Linked DNA regions of Homo sapiens: region 1 is linked to region 2. The links are chromatin loops, found by intact Hi-C in ENCODE. Cell type or tissue: Caco-2. All regions are shown on one strand.

What was found. Hi-C counts contacts between places; a loop is a spot of excess contacts. Peaks named below come from ENCODE experiments on the same cell type or tissue, not always from the same donor. Only the 100,000 strongest peaks of a DNase experiment are listed, where the experiment ranks them.
Region 1: a loop joins it to region 2, with 5 times the contacts of the local background. A loop is called at or near these places in 1 of 110 quality-filtered maps.

Annotation. Positions count from the first base shown.
Region 1 is chr7:12,893,926-12,901,925 of GRCh38, reverse strand. No RefSeq gene overlaps it. Among named protein-coding and RNA genes, the nearest start is that of ARL4A, 210 kb to the right of the region's middle. In Caco-2, no CTCF peak of the experiment used is centred here; a DNase peak (open chromatin) is centred at 3,085.
Region 2 is chr7:13,012,600-13,020,599 of GRCh38, reverse strand. The region is part of intron 1 of LOC105375158 (a long non-coding RNA gene); the gene reads right to left. Among named protein-coding and RNA genes, the nearest start is that of ARL4A, 330 kb to the right of the region's middle. RefSeq lists enhancers at 2,859-3,474, 2,784-3,983. In Caco-2, no CTCF peak of the experiment used is centred here; DNase peaks (open chromatin) are centred at 3,099, 3,789 and 4,299; H3K4me3 peaks cover 1,824 bases.

The DNA of each region.
Region 1 (8,000 bases), 120 kb after region 2:
TCTCCACCCTGTCGATGATCTATAGAAACCCTCCAGCAGAGGAAATCAGAGAGTTTCACCATCATTCCCCCCAATGCCATAGAGTCTTTCTCCATGTGCTGCTGCCTTTCTAGAAAAGATCCGTTGACTAACAGAAAAAGGGGTACATTCCATGTCTATAGCCTCCTTGTTCACCCACAGGTCTCTCTCACTAAAGGAGAAATGAATAATTCAGCTCTGATTAAGTTTATTTTCTACTTTTTCATTCTCTGTCACTCTTTTAAGTTGCTTGAATGAATCTTTAATTTCTTTCCAAGAGTCACATGAATTTTCTTTATTCATTTTCTCTTCTCTCTCTTTTCCTGTTAAGTATACCTCTTCTTCTTCCCTAGACCTAAATCTACACTGGTGACTTATTATTTCATGGCATTCCTTAGAAATTGTGTAATCATCGTTTACCAGGAGCACGAAGAGTTGTGGATGTTTTCCCACCCCGAAATTGTCTGAATGTACCAGAATGGTCTTTGTACAGGTGAGGTCAGTTCTAGCATTTAATCATAAAAATAGTTAGCAATATAGCACTTACTATGAGCCATACAGTATTCTAGCTGCTTTTAATACATTAATACATCTAGTTTCATAACAGCCCTGTGAGTTTAGAAATGACTGACATCATCCTAATGTTATAAATGAATTTGAGACCCAGAAAGACTAAGTTTATTGTCCAAGATTTTACAGACTATAACAGATAGTGCTAGGCATACACCCAAGGCAGCTTCACTCTCTGGTGTGTGCTCTGAACTGCTGCCTGCCCTATACCATGTCACCAAGAATGTAACTTAAGTGAAATCTGAGCTTGCCAAATTAAAAAAGTCATACCACTGTAACATCATTTTAATATATGCCTACATTTAAATACACCATCTGTAGTGTCTCACAATTAGAACTTCTCCCCACCGGCCGGGCACGGTGGCTCAGGCCTGTAATCCCAGCACTTTCGGAGGCGGAGGCGGGCGAATCACGAGGTCAGGAGGTAGAGACGATCCTGGCTAACACGGTGAAACTCTGTCTCTACTCAAAATACAAAAAATTAGCCGGGCGCGGTGGCTCACGCCTGTAATCCCAGCACTTTGGGAGGCAGAGGCGGGCGGATCATGAGGTTAGGAGATCGAGACCATCCTGGCTAACATGGTGAAACCCCGCCTCCACTAAAAATACAAAAAATTAGCCGGGCATGGTGGCGGGTGCCTGTAGTCCCAGCTACTCGGGAGGCTGAGGCAGGAGAATGGCGTGAACCCGGGAGGCGGAGCTTGCAGTGAGCCGAGATCGCATCACTGCACTCCGGCCTAGGCGACAGAGCGAGACTCTGTCTCAAAAAAAAAAAAAAAAGAACTTCCCCCCACCCCCACCTTACAATTGGCTAATAAAAAGAAAATGAAATAAATAAATTTCATAAAATTATCCTACAAATCACGGTAGGAATAACAGAAAAAGGATATAATCTGTCTAGGCTCCAAAAATAAATAATTTTCATCTTTAAGTACGAATAAGACATTTGTGGAACTATTTCACATAACCATGGATATTTTGTGTGCAACCCAAGAAAGTAACAAATGATTCAAAAACAATAAAAGTCTTTTGGAATTTAAATCTTACATCATGTCTTTCTTCTGGTGAACTCTGTCTGCCATGCTTCTTTCCCTATGTGGCATTACTCTTAACATTCTCTTCTCTCCCACCAGCCATTAGCCAGTCATCTGTCATGCTTCCAACAAAGAAACTGCTATTATGAAAAAGGCACGCTCACACAGAAAATTATTAAATGTCCTTTATATCAACGTTGTAACAAGCAATTAATCCTGGATTTCTTCCATATGGTCAAATTGTAAAAGGAAAGAATGCAAATTATGGAGTTTTTTTTTTTTAAGACAAAAAGGTATTTCAGTAAATCTTGGTTTTAGTATTTGATGCCTGATTTTCCCAGTTAAACTGATTTATCTTCTAGTTCTATATTATTTTCCAATAAATTTATATTAATAAATGACTTTTTTATAAGTAGAAATGACCACATTCAACCTTACAATTAATATACTTACATATATTTGTAACATGTACATCAGCTTGTATTTTTGTATTTTTCGTAAAGCACAAAAACATTAAAATAAAAGCATATTTTTTCAATTTCCCACCCACATAGTCATCTACATGTATATCCTAGGTATTTCCAAAATTAGTTAAATAATAACATTATTATTAATATAACATTGGGCCGGGCAGATGGTTTTTCGATTTAAAATGTCATTTCTTATATAATATCTAATTTCATTGTTTGCAAATTTTATAAACTTGATTTTTATGACCTGGGAAGTTGAGTCAATGTGGAATTCAATAAGTGGCATTTAAATAATGGTAAAGCACAAGTTCAAGATTGCTCTGGCTTCCCCCACGAATGCCAAATAGAAACATGATATTCCGGTGTTGTGGACACATCTCAGAAAGCAGCTTCCTTTGTGTAAGAAGCCCTAGTCTTGACAAACTACATTTTTTCTGCAGTCAAACACATGTCAGTCATTCATTTCTAAATGGACAAGAAACACAGCAAAACCTGATTTTAGAAGTGCTGTGTCAAAACCAAACATATTCTGAATTTTATTGTTCTTAAACATCGGGCTCAGAGATCTGTTTATGAATATCACATGTATCAGTGCTGCTAAAAACAAGTCATTCTGCAGGGGTAAGGACAGGGATTGTTTGTGCATGAGGTGCTTAATAACTTTTTTGCTCTGCAGATTGTAATCCCCTCTGGTGTTTCAACTGAACACTCAGGTTTTTAAGGAATCTGGGGGCCTTGTCTGCTCACTAATTAGCTCTCTCTTCTATCGTGAAACTAGGTTAGAATCTTCCACTTTCACATCAAAATATCAGACTTACTTCTGTTGCATCCTTTCACTCACTCAATCAACAATCTCCATTCTTGCAACTAGTGTTTTATTTTTTGAGCATGTGTTATGTGACAGAAACTGTCTTAGCACTCTCCTAGGAATTCAGGCAATAAAGATTAGTTAAATTCTCAAACATACACTAAGCACATACTGTGCCGGGTGTTGATTGGGCCTGGCTGTACAGAGGGAAGATAAAGAGTCCATATCCAGACAGTTGATATTCTAGCTTGGGATACTGGTTAGCAAAGCAATGACTCAAGTAGTCCGATTTGTGTGATAATGTCTAACTGACTACAGTTAGGCATAATGTGCTACAATTATGATATAAGTAGATACAGAGGGTTATGCGCTTGTATAGAAAACAAGTGGAAGAGCTTTCAGACATCTTCCAGAAGCGTGTGCATCTTTGAAGGAATAAAGAAGAGGAGGGCTCTGCCAAGGAAACCAATAAAATGAGGTATTTCCAGGCAGAAGAAGTTTACGTGTGGAGGCAATGAATAGCATGCACCTCTCTAGGAACTACAGAGTACTTTGTGTAGCTGGAGCCCCGATTTCAAGGGATAGGTAAGGAGGAGTGGTGAGATGTGCTACTGGAGAGAAAGGGAGAGCCATAAAGGGCTCCTTTGACTGTGGAGTCTAGGGAAGATCATTAAGCGATGTTAAGCAGGACATGAAAATCCATCCAACTTGGATCTGAGGCACTCATAGTCATGTGGAAAATGGACTGATGCAGATGAGAGTATAAGGAGGCCAGTTAAGGAGCCATTGCAGTGATCCCTAAAGAGGTGGACGTGGGAGAGGATCTCCTCTCAGCACCAGAGACAGCACCAGTTTAGGTGCTGTCTTAAGCCCCTCAATAGCATGGTCTTGACCTTTCTTCTCTGGCTGTCATCATAAGACCAGCTGAGAGAAGTTACATTTATGGAGACATTGTCTGATAGGACATCTTGCTATGTGCTTGTCTACATTTTCTGACTCCTGTCCTTGAATTAAGTTGCACTAAAAAGCCATTAATTTAACCCTTTGTAGAAAAATTTCTGCTGAGTTTGATTATAATGACATAAAAAAAGTGTATGTTTGCTACTGAATATCTTTTAGAGATGTAACTATTACGCTGCATGTCTCCTATGTAAGATCTTATGTGATATACATATTTTAGATATAGAATGAGGAAAAAATTCTTTCAAAGATTATTTCTCTTGTTATTTGAAAATTAATTATAAGACCTACCATATATCTTTTTTGCTTTGGTTGCCATGAAGCTCAGACCCATTCCCCAACCCCCTAATATCAGAAACACTAATTCTACCCTCAAAATACAGTTGCTGTCTCCTTTTCTTGTATATGTGTCTTTTACTGTAAATCAACTCATGTGCACTTTGAAAGTAGCTAGTATACAAATATAAAAGAAATTGTATCATAGCATCTTCACATGGGTAATTCCTGCAGAATTTTTTTTAACATCTTAAACATAACACAATGTACTTCCATAAAAAATTATGTCAAAGGCTTAACATTTTTATTAGGCCATAGTAACATTTCTGATCTGTTTATAAGAGACCTAATTTTTTAAAGTGGGAAAACTATTTTTGTAACAGTGTTTTGAAAAATTTTAACTACCCAAATATAGGAATTTATTCATTTTTATCCACCTCCAGAGCATCTTAAAATTTATGGCTATTACATAAATGAGTTCTTCTAAAAAGAATTTACTACACACCAATGATATAAGAATATTACATGCTTACCACATCTAGTCTAACTCAGAAAGCTGTTACACTGCACTATTATCTTTAATCTAATCACTTGAAGCTATTGTAGACATAACTCTTAACAATCACAAATCCTCAAGAACAATTCTAGAAGGAAATGTTTCAACAAACATTTCAATAAATTTGGAGTGTGATTAATTTGTCAAAGAGAAATTAGAATAAACAGCTTATGAGTAGGTATGCTAGATGTTTGCCTTTTGATATGCAGCCCAGAAAGCTAACAGTAATGTTATGTAACCAGTCACTGTCAGAGAATTACCTCTAACATTGTGTAGACCACCTTCAATGCAGTCTGACATCCAACCTGAATTTAGGCTGCAAATATTAGTTGGGTACCCTCAGTCATATCTTAGTAACACCTTAAGGGTTTTGCTCATCCTATTTATAGTTTTATAACCTGTACATAATTTTATAATACCCATGATGCACTGTAGATTATTCAGGTCTTCTCAAACTCTTTTAACATAAAATATATCAGTCACTTCTCTCTGATATAAATCAGAAATAAATTTTTTTCCCTGAAATAAATCTTTTGCCCCAGTGTTAGGTATGCCTAAGAGAGGTGCTAATCCATTTATGATCTCAGACTTATTGAGCTGTTCTTCTTTATCTAATTCCTCCTGCGAGGGGCCTGGTTTTCCCTCTGCCCTTGTCTTTTCTGAACAAGTCATTATAAAGAAGAAATGTAGACAGCTGTGGAAGATTAAAAAAAAAGGGAAGTAGCCTTCCTTTTTTAACATAAGAACTGCTTAACTATTTAAAATGTAATTAATTGCATCATTCAAAAATGGAGAGAAATGCAAATATGGAAAAGGAGGAAATGCTGATCCTAACAAGATGAAAGAAAACATAATATAGTTGCCACCATTTGAGGGAGAGTGTTGATAAAGGAAAGAAGTTCATTTAAATCTATCAATAGGTGAACCTATCTTTTTTGGAATTTATAAGATTGTCAGGGGCATGAAAACACAAGGCCTCTGTGAAATGCCATTATCTTTTTTAATACATGAATGTATTAGGCCATTCTTGTGTTGTTATTAAAAAAACCTAAGACTGCATAATTTATTAAAATAAAAAAAAGGTTTAATTGGCTCATGGTTCTGCAGGCTGTACAGAAGGCATCGTGGCATCTGGTTCTGGGGAGGCCTTAGGAAGATTCCAATCATGGTGAAAGGCGATGCAGGAGCAGGCACATCACACGGTGAAAGTGGGAATCAGAGAGAGAGAGTGGGGGAGGGAGGTGCCACACACTTTTAAATGACCAGATCTCAGGAGAACTCACTATCGAGCAAGACAGCACCAAGCCACGACAGACCCACTCCGTGATCCAAACACCCCCCATCAGGCCCCACCTCCAGCACTGGGGATTACAATTCAACATGAGATTTGAGTAGGGACAAATATCCAAACGAAATGAAATTCATGAAGATTAAATTAACAGAAGGATTAAGAAAGACAGGCTTTAAGTGAAACATAATAGCACTTTCAATCTAATTCTGTATTCTGAATAAGTGGATTGTAAATTATATTAAGCTAAAAGTATTTAACCAAGATCTAAGTTAAGTTAAGCCATAAAAATGAATAATAAACTTGATGGGGAAGTGCAACCATTTATCAGTTACTAAAAGGACATAGCTGAATTTGAATCTAGCTTTTTAAAATCGTAAACTATTTTAAGGGACACATTTCACATTCCTGTGATTGTGAGAGCCAGTTTTGAAACAAAGAAAGCCTTAATTAGAGTCAGATGCAAGACTTCTTCCAATTGCCAATTTCAGTTTTCTGGAAAATACCCATTTGTTCGGCATGCAGTCTTTCTTGCAAATCCTTTGCAGCTAATGGTCAGCTGCAAGAAGTTCGACATTTTAACTTTGAACAATTTGTTCTACTTGAGAAGTAAAGGCATGCTAAATGATAACCAATTTGTAAGAAAATTCAGCACAGCAATGGAACTCTTCAGATAATGCCCAAGGCCATTGGATTCCATCCCTTTCTTAGATCTGAGTCCAAAAGATGGTTTCTTCCCACAGCAACTCGAAGATCAACCAACCTTAAGATTTCCTCACAAATGTCAGGTAGCTAAGTAACCCTGACAGGTTTATGTATATCATATTATTTAATTCACACAATATTCTTATAAAAAGAGCTCTATAAGTTGTCCCAGGTTTATAGCCAACAAAATGGAGCTTAAGATAATTTAAGTAACATAGCATGAAACTGGCCAAAAAAAATTTTTAAAAAGTTATAAGTAAGGGGCATCCAACTGAAAATCTCATGTACTTTCTAATATACTATATAGAATTTATCTCAATGTCCTATAGCCTTAACATAGAAATAATCTAAAATTGGTAGAACTTTGGAGAGGCTTTCCATGAGATCACTCATTAGGGAGATTCTGAAATCATTCACTATATACAGGTAAAAAATAGAAGTTACATGCTATTGAGACATTTTATGGTTCACAGGGTCAGACATGTTTTCCAGCTATAAATTGCAATGTTTCATCCGCATTTTTTTCTTCTTAATTTTTGTCACATATTTAACTGATTGATCACAGTTACAAACAGCAACATTAACCTTTTATTTTAAGTTGAGCATCTATAAAGTATCATTCACTGGAAGTTTGGGGATTTCTTGGTATGTTTTATAATGTCTTGAAAGATGGCCAACGTGTTTTGCTCCTCCAGCTTTCCTTAAAGTGTGAGGACAGCATGTTATAGGCACAAGTGTCAGTCTCACAAGTAGAGGCCTGAAATAAAAGCATGAGTCACAGAAATGTGTAAGAAGTGACTTTCCCTTCCTCTGCTCTACATTGACTTTGAAGAGCTTATCGATGGGGCAAAAGAATTCTCCATTAGTCTGGCCGGGCATGGTGGCTCACGTCTGTAATCCCAGCACTTTGGGAGGCCGAGACGGGTGGATCACGAGGTCAGGAGATCGAGACCATCCTGGCTAACACGGTGAAACCCCGTCTCTACTAAAAATACAAAAAATTAGCCGGGCGCGGTGGCGGGCGCCTGTAGTCCCAGCTACTAGGGAGGCAGAGGCAGGAGAATGGCGTGAACCCGGGAGGCGGAGCTTGCAGTGAGCCGAGATGGCGCCACTGCACTCCAGCCTGGACGACAGAGCGAAACTCGGTCTTAAAAAAAAAAAAAAAAAAAATTCTCCGTTAGTCAAAGAAAAGCATTAACTAAACCATTAACGGGGGAGTGAAGAAATCATTTCACAATGACACATCCCATGTCTGGGATCTTTTTTCCTGAATGAAGCAAGAGAAGTTGAAATTGTGCTTTTGTGGACAATATCC
Region 2 (8,000 bases):
AGGTGGAGAGGACTAAAACCCAGATCGTAGAGAGTAGCGACGTCCAGTGCAACCCTTAGCTTAAGCACAGCTGCCTAGCTAAGGCCAGTCTAGAAGAGCCAATCATAAGTCAACTAGCAGACACGCGAGAAATAAAATCGTATCGTCACATTCCACTGAGATTCTATGGTTGTTTCTTACACAGCAATAGCTAATGGAATGTTAATGGCTCGCAAAAGTATTTCTCTATGCCCGACTTTTCTCTATTTATCATGTCCAACACCAAAGTTCTGACATCTTTCCTCAAACATGCTCCTCATTGTCTTTCTCATCTAGTTAATGGTAACTGCACATTCTACTCAAATACAAAAAAATCCCTTGGAGTCATCTTTCACTATTTCTTCCTCTCACTCCCTCTTACAATCTTTCAGTAAATCCTATCAGCTTTAGCTTCAGGATTTGACCAAATTTCATTATTTTCAGCGCTATTACTTGTGTCCTACTTGCATCATTTCTTTCCATGGTATTGCAATGGTCTCCTAACTGGACTCTCTGCTTCTGCTCTTATCCCAAATAATGCTAGTTTTGGGATTAGATTTAAGATTAGTCCTAAGATTAGTCAGAATGCTAAGTTCAATCATGTCATTTCTGAACCCAAATCCCTCAACCACATTTCATGTGAAAAAAATTTTAAATGTGAATTACTTTTGATCAAATAATCCCATTTTCAAAAAAAAAAACACAAATAATGAGAAGAATATGTAGATCTATATCCATAAGGATATTTATTACAGGTTTATTTATAAAAAAAGAAAAACAAGAAAAATCAACCTAAATATCCAACTTAAAAGGCTTATAAAAATATGGTATAGCTATATCATGAAAATAGTACAACTGAAAAAATGCAAACGGAAACATCGTGTAGACTAATAATCACTTTAATCATGTGGTATGGAAACACGTGAAATCAACCACCTTGCCAACCATATTGATATTAATAACCCAATTTTTTGTAAAATATTATTTAATAATTAATGAATAAGTAGATATACATCAAAATTAAAACTATCTCTGTGTCTAGAAAATAAGAAAATTGTGTTTTTTTTGTGGTGGGGGTTGTTTGTGGTTTGAGAGATTTTTTTTTAAATTTTCACAGTGAAAGCAGCTACTTAATCCAAAAAACAAAATATCTATGATACATACCTACATCTAGGGAGCAAGAAAATCCTGTTGTTTTCATCCAAACCACAGCTTTTAAAAAGCAAGACAAAACTTTAGGTGACAAATGTATCATAAGTATCATAATTCCTACCTTAGCACTGCCTGAGTAAGACTTCACAGGAAGTTTAGAAAGATAATCCAGAACTTCAAGACTAAAACTGTACCAGAAGAAATTAGATCTGTTGATATATATGTATTTTAAATCAACTACAATTATTCATTTATGTCCGTTCCCATTTGAAATAGCTGCACTGAGCACCTGAGTGGCTCTGGAGTGAATATGTGTAAGATCTTAGAAGAGGCCACATGTGTTTGTTCCTGACTCAGGCCCTCAGTGGCTGAGCTGAAATAGATGGCCTTCCATGGTGATTTTGAACAAAACAGTTTTGAATTGTTTTAATCCAAGTCATATATTGTGAACTTTCCACCCAAGGTAGACCATTGCTTGCGGACGTAAGAAACATTGATATTGAAGTGCAAATTAATGGGGCAGATACAAATAATAATTTTGCAAGTGTGTCTCCTGATTTATCAGATTCATAATTTGCATTCATCTCACCAATTTTCTTATTTAGCTTATTTCTTAGTTATTTCTTGTATTTCAAAAACATAGGAGAGTACAAAAGTACTGTATTCATTTTAGTCTTTCATTTATTGAAAAACTATTCTATCCTTGCCCAGAATGTGTTATTTGGATTTGCAAGAACTGGAAAGTAGCCTTAGCATTTTTTATCTTTTCATTTACAAATAAAAATCAAGAAATTATTTTAAAAATGAATTTAAGTGCAAAATGCAAGAATTACAAATACTAGCTCACTGAATCATTTTTTCATACCCTAACACATATTTCAACTCAGTGTAAATTTTAACATACAGTCAATCCTTAATTCAAACATAACAAAGCAAGTAATCTTTAAATTAATTTGCCAAAAATATTAATATTCTGCGTGAATATTTAATATTGAATACTTCTTTAAAATATTTCTTTAAAATATTCTACATAAATATTTTTTAAAAATAAATTTAAACATACTATTTGGCTATTTGTAAATAATTTTTTTTAATATTAGAAGGTATCTTTTTATTACACAGAAACTCAAATCAAGAAATAATTTTTAAATCCCTAAAAAGGGGGCAAAATATATTTGTAAATATCTCTCCTTAAAGGAAGACAATTCACTTTAGGAAGGTAGAAGAAATGAAACCCTGTGGAAACTGCTGCAGGGTAAGCTTCTCACACAGTAAGGAGGCAGGGCTAAATCCTAAACTCAAGAGTTCAGATTCTATTTCCTTAAGACCTTTGTGGTTTTATAGTCTGGCCAATTTACACAAAGAGGAAAACAGAAAACAAAGGTAGTCATTGCCCTAAACATTACTTGTGAAAATTTAGAGCCACATTTTTTCACCTTGGGTAGGAAGAAAAAAAAAGAAGAGGAAGAAAGAGACAGAGGGAAATAGAAAGCAAGCAAGCAAAGGAGCTTATTTATCTCCAGAAAATTCATTATTTTCCCAATGGTGGGTAAGCTGGAACAGGAAGGCAACACCAGTTTTATTTTGGATGATAAATGTTATCTTGTGCAATTTCACATATAAGGTGTGTTCCTTCTCCTGCCTACTAAGTTAAGGCATGTGGGCGTCTGAACATTTGGCTTAGAGCTAAAAATGCCACGCCGAGATTTGTCTTTGCTCTATAGGACTCAAACTGGCAGAAGAACATAAACATGGTATGTAAAACTTGGTGTTCCTGCTCCTCCTTTAAGACTTAAAACAAACAGACTGGAATCCTACAGCTGTGGATGACTCAGATCCACAAAGGAGACAACTTCAAAAGCAGCCTCTCTAGTCTCCCTTTCATCCTATCAGTAGCGAATTGATTAGACTGCTCTCCCATTATCCAAAGCATTCCACACTCTGTGGGCCTCACACAACCTTTGTGTGCTAGAGAAGCTGAGGCTCCCACACAAAGAAAAAGAGAGAAAGGTCACCCAGGACTGGCAGGTATGGATCTCATTGAAAGCAATCACAAAAATCACATTGAAAAAAATCTATGTAAATCAAACTAGATAATCTGTGCAATATCACTAACTGATTCATTTTCTTCACTTCAGATCTTCAAATCTTGTCCTTTAATATCTGTTTCTTGACATTTTATATGTAATGTACATATATAATGTATTGGAGAGAAAAGCAATTATGAAGGCGGCTTTTGAAGTCTGTGAGTCATGTGAAGTTACAAAGTTCAGTGAGAAACAGCTTGAAAATGGAAATTCAGTCAAAGATGAGTGATTCAACCTGGCAAAGCTTTGTTAATCGGTGCTTTAAAGTAACACAATGATTAAAATATAATCATTGTTTTTTAAATTTTTATTTCAAAATATCTTGCCACCTTCTTAGCATAAGGATATATGCATTTTAGCTGAATGGATGTTTTTCAAAATCTGTTTGTGAAGAATGTTAGTGAAACAGGAAAGGTTCCCTTGTCCCCCTTGGAGGGCGTGCAACAGGGTGACTGGCTTGCTTCTTCATTGCCCACTTCTCAAACCTCTAGGGGAGCATACAGACGGCAGGCTGTGAGGCTCCGACCCCACGTCAGTGTCTTGGGGTGAGTGTTTACAGCTGAAGCATCGGTGGGTGTGTGTTACAGGGTACTCTCTTAGTTGGCCATCTATAGGCGGCTTGTGTCAACCAGCTCAGTTAGACCCCCTTCCGTATCACAAGGACAGGGGGATTTCTGTATCCTAGGATTTCTTGCTTTGGTGTACTGGAAGAATCAGATCACATGTGGGCTTGGAGAATGAGTGCAAGGTTTTATTGAGTAGAAGTACCTCTCAGCACATGTGGGAGCCAGATGGGAGATGGTTTTCCCCTGGACCAAGTGGCTGGACTTTTCTCTGACTGCTCCAGCCAAACTCCATGTCCTTCCGCTGGTCGATGGCCTGCAGGTGCCCATCAGCGTGCTCGTCTGCTGGCGTGCTCTCAATGACCAGCCACTTGTGTCTTCTTCCCCGGATGTGTTCCTCTCCACATCTAGCTGCTTCTGTGTGTCTGCCCACTAGGGTCTCGGGTTTTTATCAAGATGGGGGCATGGTGGGCCAGGGTAGTCCTAGAAAATGCAACATTTGGGCAGGAAAGCAGGAGTGGCTGTCTTCACCTAGGCCCGTGGGGGTGGAGCCCTAGCCAGGGACCCGCCTTTCTCTTACCCAGCACTTCCCTTCCCCCTTCCATATAATTTAAAGGGACCATGCTCTTTCCTTCCCAGCACTCCCCTATCATTAGCATGGTTATTATGTAAGACTTGCTATGTCAGCAAATAAGTTTATTGTATCATACACGAATTAGGCAACTTTTATCGTCTTTTAAGATGTAAAGAATTCCATCATCATAACAAGCAATTCCGTGCAGTTGTGAACACACTCTCTGTTCTATGGCTGTGAGTTTGAAATGTCATCTATAATCTAAAGAATGGATGAAGTTTAGATTTCTTGGAGTTGGGCTATAATAAACTCAAGACATCATCATTCTCTGTAACGCTCATTCCTGGCTCTATGGTGTGGATACATAGTTACTGGATTTCTCAGGTGTTCCAGGAAATGCAATTTAAAGGAAAGGAAGAAAGGAGACATCTTTCTAGACAGCTTTAAGCTAGTTATTTTTCACATTTCTTTTCTTTGTTAATATAAATATTTCAAATACAAGATAAAAAAGGAGGTCCAACCTATGTGTATATGAAGCCATAGACGTACCACCAGATGCAATTCAGGGGTCTAAACACCATAGCTGAACAGGGCTGCCTTTGCACTTGACATAAAATGCAGATTATCTTCCAGTTCTACTGCCATTTTCTTTCCTTCTATTGATGAGTTTTCTATTACCTGCTGGACTATTGTGTTACTAGTAGTAACACACAGTTCTTTGTACAGAAGGACCATCCACAAAATAAGCAGTCCTTTAGCCGTTGCAAAGCCTGTTTTTAGAACTAAATACATTCTTCCCAAAATGTGAGGGTTTTATCAGGTTGGTAAAGGAAGAAGTAAAATATAGAGAAAAAGAAGAATATTCACTTTTGAGCCTTTGCATTCCTTAAATAACAACAGTCCTTGTTTCTCTCAATTCCATCAAAGCATATTTTTTCATTTATCATTTTAAATTCTGAATATTGTAAGCAACAAATGAGGAAAACTGGGGAGTAGAAGATATGGAATCTGTCAGTTTATTCCTAGATTTCAGGTGGAAAAATATGAAGTGACCTATTATGCCCCTGTATAAGGATTTTTGATTCTTCAAAAAGCCATAAAATTAATCATGATTAAAATTACTTTATAGTGTCAGATCTCTGGTATAGCATAAACAAATTTAATCTTTACTTATTGGTAGTAGTAGTAAAGCATAATGGGCCTTTTATATGGTGAGCCAAAAATATTTTTTTGTTAATATTTTCTTCTTTTGGATAACTTGGACTATTCAGTTGACATTTAGTCAGCTATTCTTGCAGTAATATAAGCCATTCTGTCCACTGGATTCATTCTCCTCTAAAGTGGTGTTTCACTCCAAATTGTGGGTGGTTCTGATTGCTAGTGTTACCTAACTGAAAAGATGACTTTTTCAGATAGCTAACTTTAAAAACAGATGTCTACACAAAAGTAGAGTAAATAAATAAACCATATAATAAGAATGGCTAGTAGCTACCTTCTAAAGTTGAAACAGTATTGTGCAGGAAAACATAAAAATTAGAATGCAAATAATTGTCTTTTGCTGATAGAGTTTAAAATTTAACAAAATAGACAAAAAAGCATACATGTGTTTACATGAATCTTCTTGTATACAGCAATGTGAAATTTACTTAAATCTCCTTCAACTTGTATTCATTTTGCTAACTCTGGATCAATATTTTAACATCAGCTTTTAAAAAGCAGATCTCAATAAATACTATCTCATCCGAATGCCTGCATTTTTCAATTTTATATTGAAAGGGTAATACTGAGTTATCACTTCTACTCATCATATTATCCTAAAACAGGGTTTTTTAAAATGTGATCTATGCAGGAGGTCCCTGAAACCCTTTTTGGGATCTATTAGGTCAAAACTATTTCATACTAATACTAAGATATTATTTTCCATTTTATACTGATTTTCTCATGAGAGTACAGTAAAATATTCCAGAGGCTACATGACATGATATTGCAAGAGATTAAGTGCTGAAGCAGATATAAGACTCCAGCTGTCTTTTCTAAACCAGACATTAATGAGCTTTGCAAAAATGTAGAACAAGGCCAATTTTCTCATTTTTTTTGTTGTAGAAACATTTTTCACAAAACCTACTATTTATGTTAATATATAATAGATTTGTTTTTGCTGTTTGAAACCGATGAATAAATATTTTTGAACGTCTCAATTTTAATTTCTAACATGGTAAACACTGACAGATATTAAGTACATAAGAAAAAGTTATTTGGATTCCTCAATAATTTTAATAAGTATTTGAAAATCTTGGCCTTAGAACATACTTGAGCTTTACGATATATTTCTTTTATAAAACTTAAAAATTAAAATAAATTCTGAATTCAGGTACCGGTCCTACCATTTTCTTTGAATCTGCATTTTTCACCTACAGTAATGTGGCCATAGAATAAGAGCTCAGTAAATACCTTTAATTGATTGACAGGCAATGTTTCATTTGGAGAAAAAAGAAAAGACAACATAAATTTATAGACACTTGGCAAACTACAGATATCCCCTTTGCTGGCTATTTCATTAAGTTGTATCAGTTTTCCTCTACCAGATTTTCCTGATAGTGTAGCAAACTATCTAGAAAAATAATACTCCAAGCAGTACTGAAGATAATGAATCTGTTAGGTCTAAAAGTAATGATAGATAATGTCTGGATGTGAACTTGCATCTTCATTTATTTAATGAGTTCTCTGTTCTCTCCCCAGGCATGGTACAGTGTAGCTAGTATAAAGTTGGTCTGGTAATGTTTAATATCATTCCACCCGGCATATTAAAATCAGAGCTGTTCCCACAAGAGGCGTCAGAAAAATCAAAGGCCATTTTACCGATCTCCTACATAATTCTGAGTCATTCTTCTCCTGTCCTGATCTGACATATTCTCATTTGAATTAAAACCTAGGACACATAAATTGAGATTGTTCAATAGATCTAACTTTTTCTCAGCCAAACTCTCTTGGGACCAGAAATACTAAACACTGAATTTGTTCTCCCAAACTTGGGTGTAGAATTCATTTTTTTCATTTCTGATTGATGGTTGCTAACACTTTGACTACCAAGAAAGTCTCAAATGTGGTCTTGATTTCATAAAACAAGTCTAGATAAGGAATATTTTCCCTACATGCTAAAGCATAACTAAAAACAAAGAGTATTTCTCTTATTTGGACTGGAGTATTTCTCTTAATTGTACCCTTCTATCCATTGCTGTTCTAGATAGAATGAAATTTCTAACTAGCTGGGCACCACCAAGTTTAGCATGTTAGCGTACATTTTATCAGGTGAATCGATTAAGTGATCCATGTGCAGGATGGCACTCCCTCCATCACACAACCCCAATTGGAATCATGAAGCTGATCTTTTCAACAAGTGGAGGGTGGTGTGATAGAAATTGATCAGACTGTTAAGCCAGGAAGGCCTATATTTCAGATTCAGCCTTGCCGCTTGCTAGCTTTGTGATATTGACAAGTTCATTTTAACCACCCTGAACCTCAGTTTCCTTTCTGTAAAACTGAGAAAAGCAATGGATATGGTGAAGAACAGGTATGAGGCTATATGTAAAAAAAGTCCTAGCACAT